Regions from separate parts of the Homo sapiens genome. Here region 1 is linked to region 2. Evidence: chromatin contacts called from ENCODE Hi-C or POLR2A ChIA-PET data. All regions are on one chromosome and are shown on one strand. Each heading gives the region's core, a stretch centred on a gene start or an enhancer-like site at or near the end of the contact. The rest is flanking DNA. Distances are from core to core; before and after follow the strand shown. Region 1 has its middle 280 kb from the start of FAM76B. Region 2 has its middle 110 kb from the start of SESN3.

Region 1 (2,915 bases), core at 14-2,513, 180 kb before region 2:
AGTAAGGCTGGGGATAGAACTCTCAATAAAATGGTGACTTTACTGAGGGTGACTCTCAATAAAATGATGCATTACATAAGGGAATAGCCAGCATTTCTCCATTTCATGAAAGTTCCTTCTCACAGTGGAGCAAGGATTCTCTTCTCTCTTCCATCTTTTGCCTGTCATCAAAACTGGCTGTCAAGTAAGAATTTAATATACTCATTCAAAGTAGGCAAACTGTAATAAAAATGGTGAACTGGCTCATGACAAGATTTGGAATCTCCACAGGGAGCAAAATCTTGAGTCCAACAAATTAATCCACAGCAGCAGATTTTCAGATTTGCAGAGTTAAGTGAGTAAAAGAGACATGTTTTCAACTTGGAATATGGGGAGTAAGTGGGGATGTGGCTTTTTTCCTTCTCGAATCAACTCAGTAGGTGAACTCTTCATGCAACTGAAAAGTGCATTGTGAGTTGAAAACCTCTAAAATATATCAGTATACCCATTCTGAGCTTCCTGCAGACTGACTTAAAAAATTGCTCAACTTCTTTGCTAAGAATGCAAAGAATAATTTGGATATGCCTGAGTACTGTCCTGCCCCACAACCTCTTCAAAACAGCCTTTGAAATCTATTAGCATCAAAAAATGCCCTTCGGGGTACTAGGCCTGTTTATCTTGAAAAGTTCCTCTCAGACATCCTGGCAGGGGATGGGAAAATGGTTCAGCCACTCACAGTTCTTATGCCCTTCGAATTCTAGTATTTGTATTTGTCTGAGTCGATTCTCTTCTGGATGTCTTCCCTAACTAGGCTTAAAGACCCTTTCTCACAAACCTGCTATCTTTTTTTTTTTCCTTCTTCTAGTTTTTATAATGATTTGTTTGGTTTTAGGTCATCAGCCAGAGAAGGGATAAATGCCCTGTAAATTAAATATGCAGAGAAAGCTTTCTTTCCTCATCTCCTCAATGTCAAGAAAAATCTTCAATCTTAAAAAAAAAAGAAAGAAAGAAAAGAAAAGAGTTGCTATTTCTGTGGGATCAAAGAAAAATAATTATGATTTCGTAATGCCTTAAACAAAACTTTGGGTCCTATGTATTTGTTCAGAAATTAAAACTCAAAGATCATTGATTGCACAATGCCACTGTTTTGTAAATAGCTTTAATCCACTTTACAATTCTCCCAGTTCTAAATTTGTGCTCCTATCTTCCAAGGCCCATCATTTTCATGAGTCACCAGTCGTGAGCAGTGCAAGTTTTTCTGAGATCCAGCCAAACAACGCCTGGGCTCCTCAGTGTTTACACAGACAGCCCTGGCTAGTCTAGTAATCATTGTCTTGTTTCCTTATAGGAAAAGCTAGAAACGTACAGGGTAAACAGGGCAGCAACTAATATATACTGAGAATCTACTATGTGCTAAGCACACTGCTGTGCACTTTAAAATTCAATCTTTGTCACAGTCCTACCTGGTAAATATTATTTCTCACTTTTTTCACATGAAGAAACCAAGATTTAGAGAGATGAGGTAATTCACCTAAAGAAACAAAAGCTAAGGGTAAGGTTGAGGTCACTATTCCTATGCTTCGCTCATCCTAACCCATCACACTGCTTCCCTACACTGCGGAGCCTCAGCCAAAGATGGCTTTGGGAATAAATGAATCATTTGAAAGGTCTCTGCCTGGCCATGATCCTCATATTTCTGCAAGACCTAACCAGCTAATGATGCCCAGAGCATGTGTCAACTAAGCCCTGGCTCGGGATAACGTTTCTGGGCTTAGTTACAGTATGGAGTTCATTCTTGATTCATGAGCTGATGCTAAGCACTGTGTCCTCCAGGCTGGAGTTACCTCTGGAACCACAAGATCATTGCTCCTTCTTTCATCACTTGGACTCAGTGGTTACTAACTCCTTCTAAATGAAGCAATTAATTGAAGTCTATTAAAAGAAATTTCTAAAACCAGTGATTTCAAAATCCATTTACTGCACAAAATTTGGAGAGAGCATTTCCTTCCATTGCCTAACTGGAGCTCAAGTGGTAGAGACAAAATAATAGTAATATTAATAATAATCATAAAGAAGAAGAAAGAAATTACAATAACCAAAACCCATTGAGTGAGCTATTTTCTTTAGTCTACAACTTACAATAACCAAAAAGGAATCAGCAGCCCCAACATTCAAATCCCTAGAAGAGCGCCCTGTAAGAATCTATACAAAGCGCATGTGAGATCTTCAGCTGCTACTAGGAGTGGGGGTGAGATGATATAAAATGCTTCAATTTAAAAGACAATCGAGTTATTTCAGCCAGCACTCATACTTCGCAGGTGACAAGGGAGAGGAGCAAGAACTGATAACAGTTTAGTTCTTTCTGTGATCTAGGTATTATGCTGGGCAAGTTCATACATTTATGTTATCGTTAAATTCTCATAAAAATCATCAAAGGCAGCTATTATGATCTGCATTTTAGAGGACATGGATGATCACGAAATTTTTTTTTAAGTAACCTATTCCAGGATGAGTCCAATCACTTCAAGCTTTGTTGATATCATACATTTCTGAGTAAAAGAACCTTCCAGTCATTAACCTCATCTAGGTGTACAAGAGAAATAACTGGAGATCTATGTGATTCACATTCTGGATTGCTGAATATTCCTATGTGTCTATTGCCTCTTTTTTTCAGAGACCCTATTAAAAGGATATATTTTCAAAAAGCAAAACAGCCTCACACAACAAAATGAATAGGAGAGCGCCATGGGGGATTTTAATAAATGTGTAGAATTCAGAAGGTGGAAGGAATAATGTCAAGTGATGAAGGAGAGGGGAGAAAGACACCACCTTGAAAAGTGGGAACTTCAAGCTTGAATGTGAGCAGGTTACTGCAGCACAGGAAGTAGCTGACCTGCCTGGTAAAATCAAGAAGGGCTCTGGATTCAAAAAGGAGG
Region 2 (2,979 bases), core at 52-2,551:
AGAGAACTGTGGGCTGGCTGCAGAGAACTGCACTGTCAGCAGGTTAGGAACTGGGCGCTTGTCCATGTTTTCCTTATTTTTAAAGGAGTCATTGACCTTCCACAGGCCTGTATCAAAATGGGGGGAACAAAAATGCTGCCAGACAGGGCGGAATTGGAAGAGGCCTCTTTCAGGGGCTGGAAAGGCCTTCGTTTAGTCTATTTACTGTCATGGAAATTCTGAGTGTGACTTAGAGGCCTCCTTGGCTCTGAGCCAGGTGGAAAGGTTTGGAAAAAAAAAAAAAAGCAGAGACTCAACTGGGGAGTGAGCTGGGTGGGAAAGCAGCTGCCCTGGCACAGCCCCCAGAGGGATGTGAAGAGCCCCAGTGCCTATTGTGCAAAGGCAGATTCAGAAATCCCTGCAAGTTTGGACATAGGTGACAGCCAATGTCACTGTTCCAGAGTGGCCAGGTTTGATAAACATGCTGAGAAGTTGTTAGAATTTGTTCTTGATGAAGGAGGCTTCACCCGACATACCATTCATTCCTTCATTTGTTCTTCAAACAGTCTTTAAGGGCCTACTGTGTTTGAGACACACCACGCTCAGCACTGAGAATACAGTCATGACAAACACAATCTCTGCCTACTATTCTGTAGGAAGACAGTCTAGTAAAAACAGCTACTATACTACAATAGTTAGGCAGACCAGAGCCACCATAGGAGTATTAGAACAGTCTCAGATCTACCCTGCATGGCCTCTCTCCAGGGCACCTCAATTCATTTCATCAATCATCACTGGAATTCCTATCAACCCTGTGCTAAGAGTTTAGTCCCTCCATATTATGGGCCCACAGGATCCAAGTGAATTGGTACTCTCCCAGGTTACAGAAATTCGCTCCCTGTCTAGTGCAAAGGATGTATGAGCTACAACTTGTCCCCTCTCCCAGGGGGATTTGCATTTTAAAGAGGATTATCACCTCAGCTAAAGGCAAGGTTCCCCCAGTGCAGGCTTTTAGGCCAAAGCAGGAAGAGTAGAGAGTGTCTTAGAGAACCAGAAGACTGCCTTCCTAGAAACACAGATGTCACTCCGGGGAGGCAGCCTGCCCGCCCTGGGCTTTAGGCCGTTCTGGAACTGAAAGGGGGTTGGAAACCATCTGGCAGGATACGAAAGAGAAAGCCCGTGGCGAGCAGCCACCGGAGCCTTGCTTTCCTGGGCTGGCCTTCCTAAGCTCCCCACAAGCAAGGACTTGTTTTCTGCTAAGCTCTCAGGGAGTCTAAGAAGGGGTTTACGTGAGAGAGTGTGTGTGTGTGTGTGTGTGTGTGTGTGTGTTTGTGTGTGTGTGTGTGTGTGTTCTACAGCCTAAAGAGAAACTGCACATAGGGGAAGCATGTGAGGTAAAGAGGCCAGAGAAAAGATTCAAAGAGAACAAGCAAGAGAGCCGGTTGGGGCAGGTCTCCAGAGCCGCTATTATTTTTTTCTGGTTGATTATCACAGTGCTTGAAAATGAAGAATAATTTCAGAGGTTGGTGGGGAGGAGGGGCCTGGCTTCTTGGAAGCCTTATTAACACCAGGCGAACAAGACTGTAATTAATCATCAGGGTGAACTTGAGCCACTGGGATGAACGCTAACCCGTTAACCAGCTCTGCCTGGTATTTTTATTTCAGCAAGATCTGAAACTTTAAGGATGTCCTTCTGAACACGATTCCCACCACCACTGCCCTCGGTAACTCAAATGAAGCTTCTGGAGTGAAGCCTTGCAACTGTACTGTCATGTTTTCAACTTTATAATTTTATTCTAGTGACTTCTAGATCTTAACTTTGACTTATCCACTGTGGTAAAGACAAATTGAAAGAATTTGAAACATCAGACAACTTAGATTATGATTTTTACGTATACCAGAATAAGCATTATTTTTTTTTTCTTCCTACTGCTATACCTTTCTTCTTATTGGGCTAGGGTTAATAGAAACAATTCTTATGAAAAGGAAATCTATTATTTTAAAATATATGCGATTTCAGACATTGTCTGAGATGAAGGTTACCTTCATGCTATCTGTGAAGAAAAGTTTGCTAAGTAAATGAGGACAATAAACAAAATCTCAGCCCAAATTTTTTACCTTACTTGAAGAAACATATTGTAAGAACCATAGCAGCATCCATTTACATGTAAACATTTTTATACTACTTACAAATTATTGTCATCTTTCCTTAAAAGCTGACCCTCAAAGAACCTCTAGTTGGTAACGTGCTTCTAGCTTCATTTTCATCACCCTACATATTGGAAATTCATGAAAATGCTTTTCTTCGCAAGCATTCCCCCAAAGCTAATTTGAATTAATGATGTTGGTGTAGTTAGAGTTTGTTTATGGTCTGGTACTGCTAAATTCATGATTGACTATATTACCTGAAAAAAATGGGGTTCATTTGCCTGGCAAGTAACAACTCTCCACGAGAACACAGGTTTTTTCTCAATAAGCATTTTATTATTTGTCACAAAAAAGAAGAGCACTGGTGTGTTCTCCAAGGCAGTGTCTCCCTGAGGGAAAGTGACAGGAGGGTTTTACGGGGCAATGGAGAGTAGAGAGGAAGTGTCAGCGCATGTAGAGGAAGGGTCCCACCAGTGGTGCAGATGCAATGAGTCATCACACCAGCACATAGGTCACATGTTATGGTAATGAGGCTATAGCTCCCCTGAGGGGGTTGGTGGGGGGGTGGACTCTAGCATAGTAATGAGGAAAGTTCACTCAGGTTCATTTATAATTTGCCAGGGTCTGTCAGGAGCTGGTGTCAACCAACTGGGTGACCACATTCCACATAGGGTTTGGGACAAAACAGGCTTCAAGACAAGATGCTGTAAAACAGGCTGATTGCTCAAGTTGATTAAATTCCTATAGTCCCTGGAGATCCTCCCTGTCTGCTTACAGATAGATGGATGGGTGAATCTTCAATAGAGTCCACCAGACTTATGTCTTTATTTCCTTAAAACATGGGCCTCTGGG

Evidence for each region. Hi-C counts contacts between places; a loop is a spot of excess contacts on that map. ChIA-PET counts read pairs that join two places held with the same protein, here RNA polymerase II (POLR2A). Pooled maps may share reads with other maps.
Region 1: a loop to region 2 is called in a map of esophagus muscularis mucosa, with 2.1 times the contacts of the local background. The contact joins two enhancer-like sites. A Hi-C loop is called at or near these places in 2 of 168 maps with a recorded cell type or tissue (esophagus muscularis mucosa and left cardiac atrium) and 6 of 50 pooled maps. POLR2A ChIA-PET finds 5 or more read pairs at or near these places in 1 of 52 experiments (CD4-positive, alpha-beta T cell).

The regions. Positions count from the first base shown.
Region 1 is chr11:95,511,164-95,514,078 of GRCh38, reverse strand. No RefSeq gene overlaps it. Among named protein-coding and RNA genes, the nearest start is that of FAM76B, 280 kb to the left of the region's middle. Within about 2 kb of position 1,263, at least 10 of the 41 ENCODE cell types and tissues checked have a DNase peak (open chromatin) inside an H3K27ac peak, as active enhancers do.
Region 2 is chr11:95,335,838-95,338,816 of GRCh38, reverse strand. No RefSeq gene overlaps it. Among named protein-coding and RNA genes, the nearest start is that of SESN3, 110 kb to the right of the region's middle. RefSeq lists enhancers at 327-1,054, 1-2,215. Within about 2 kb of position 1,301, at least 31 of the 41 ENCODE cell types and tissues checked have a DNase peak (open chromatin) inside an H3K27ac peak, as active enhancers do.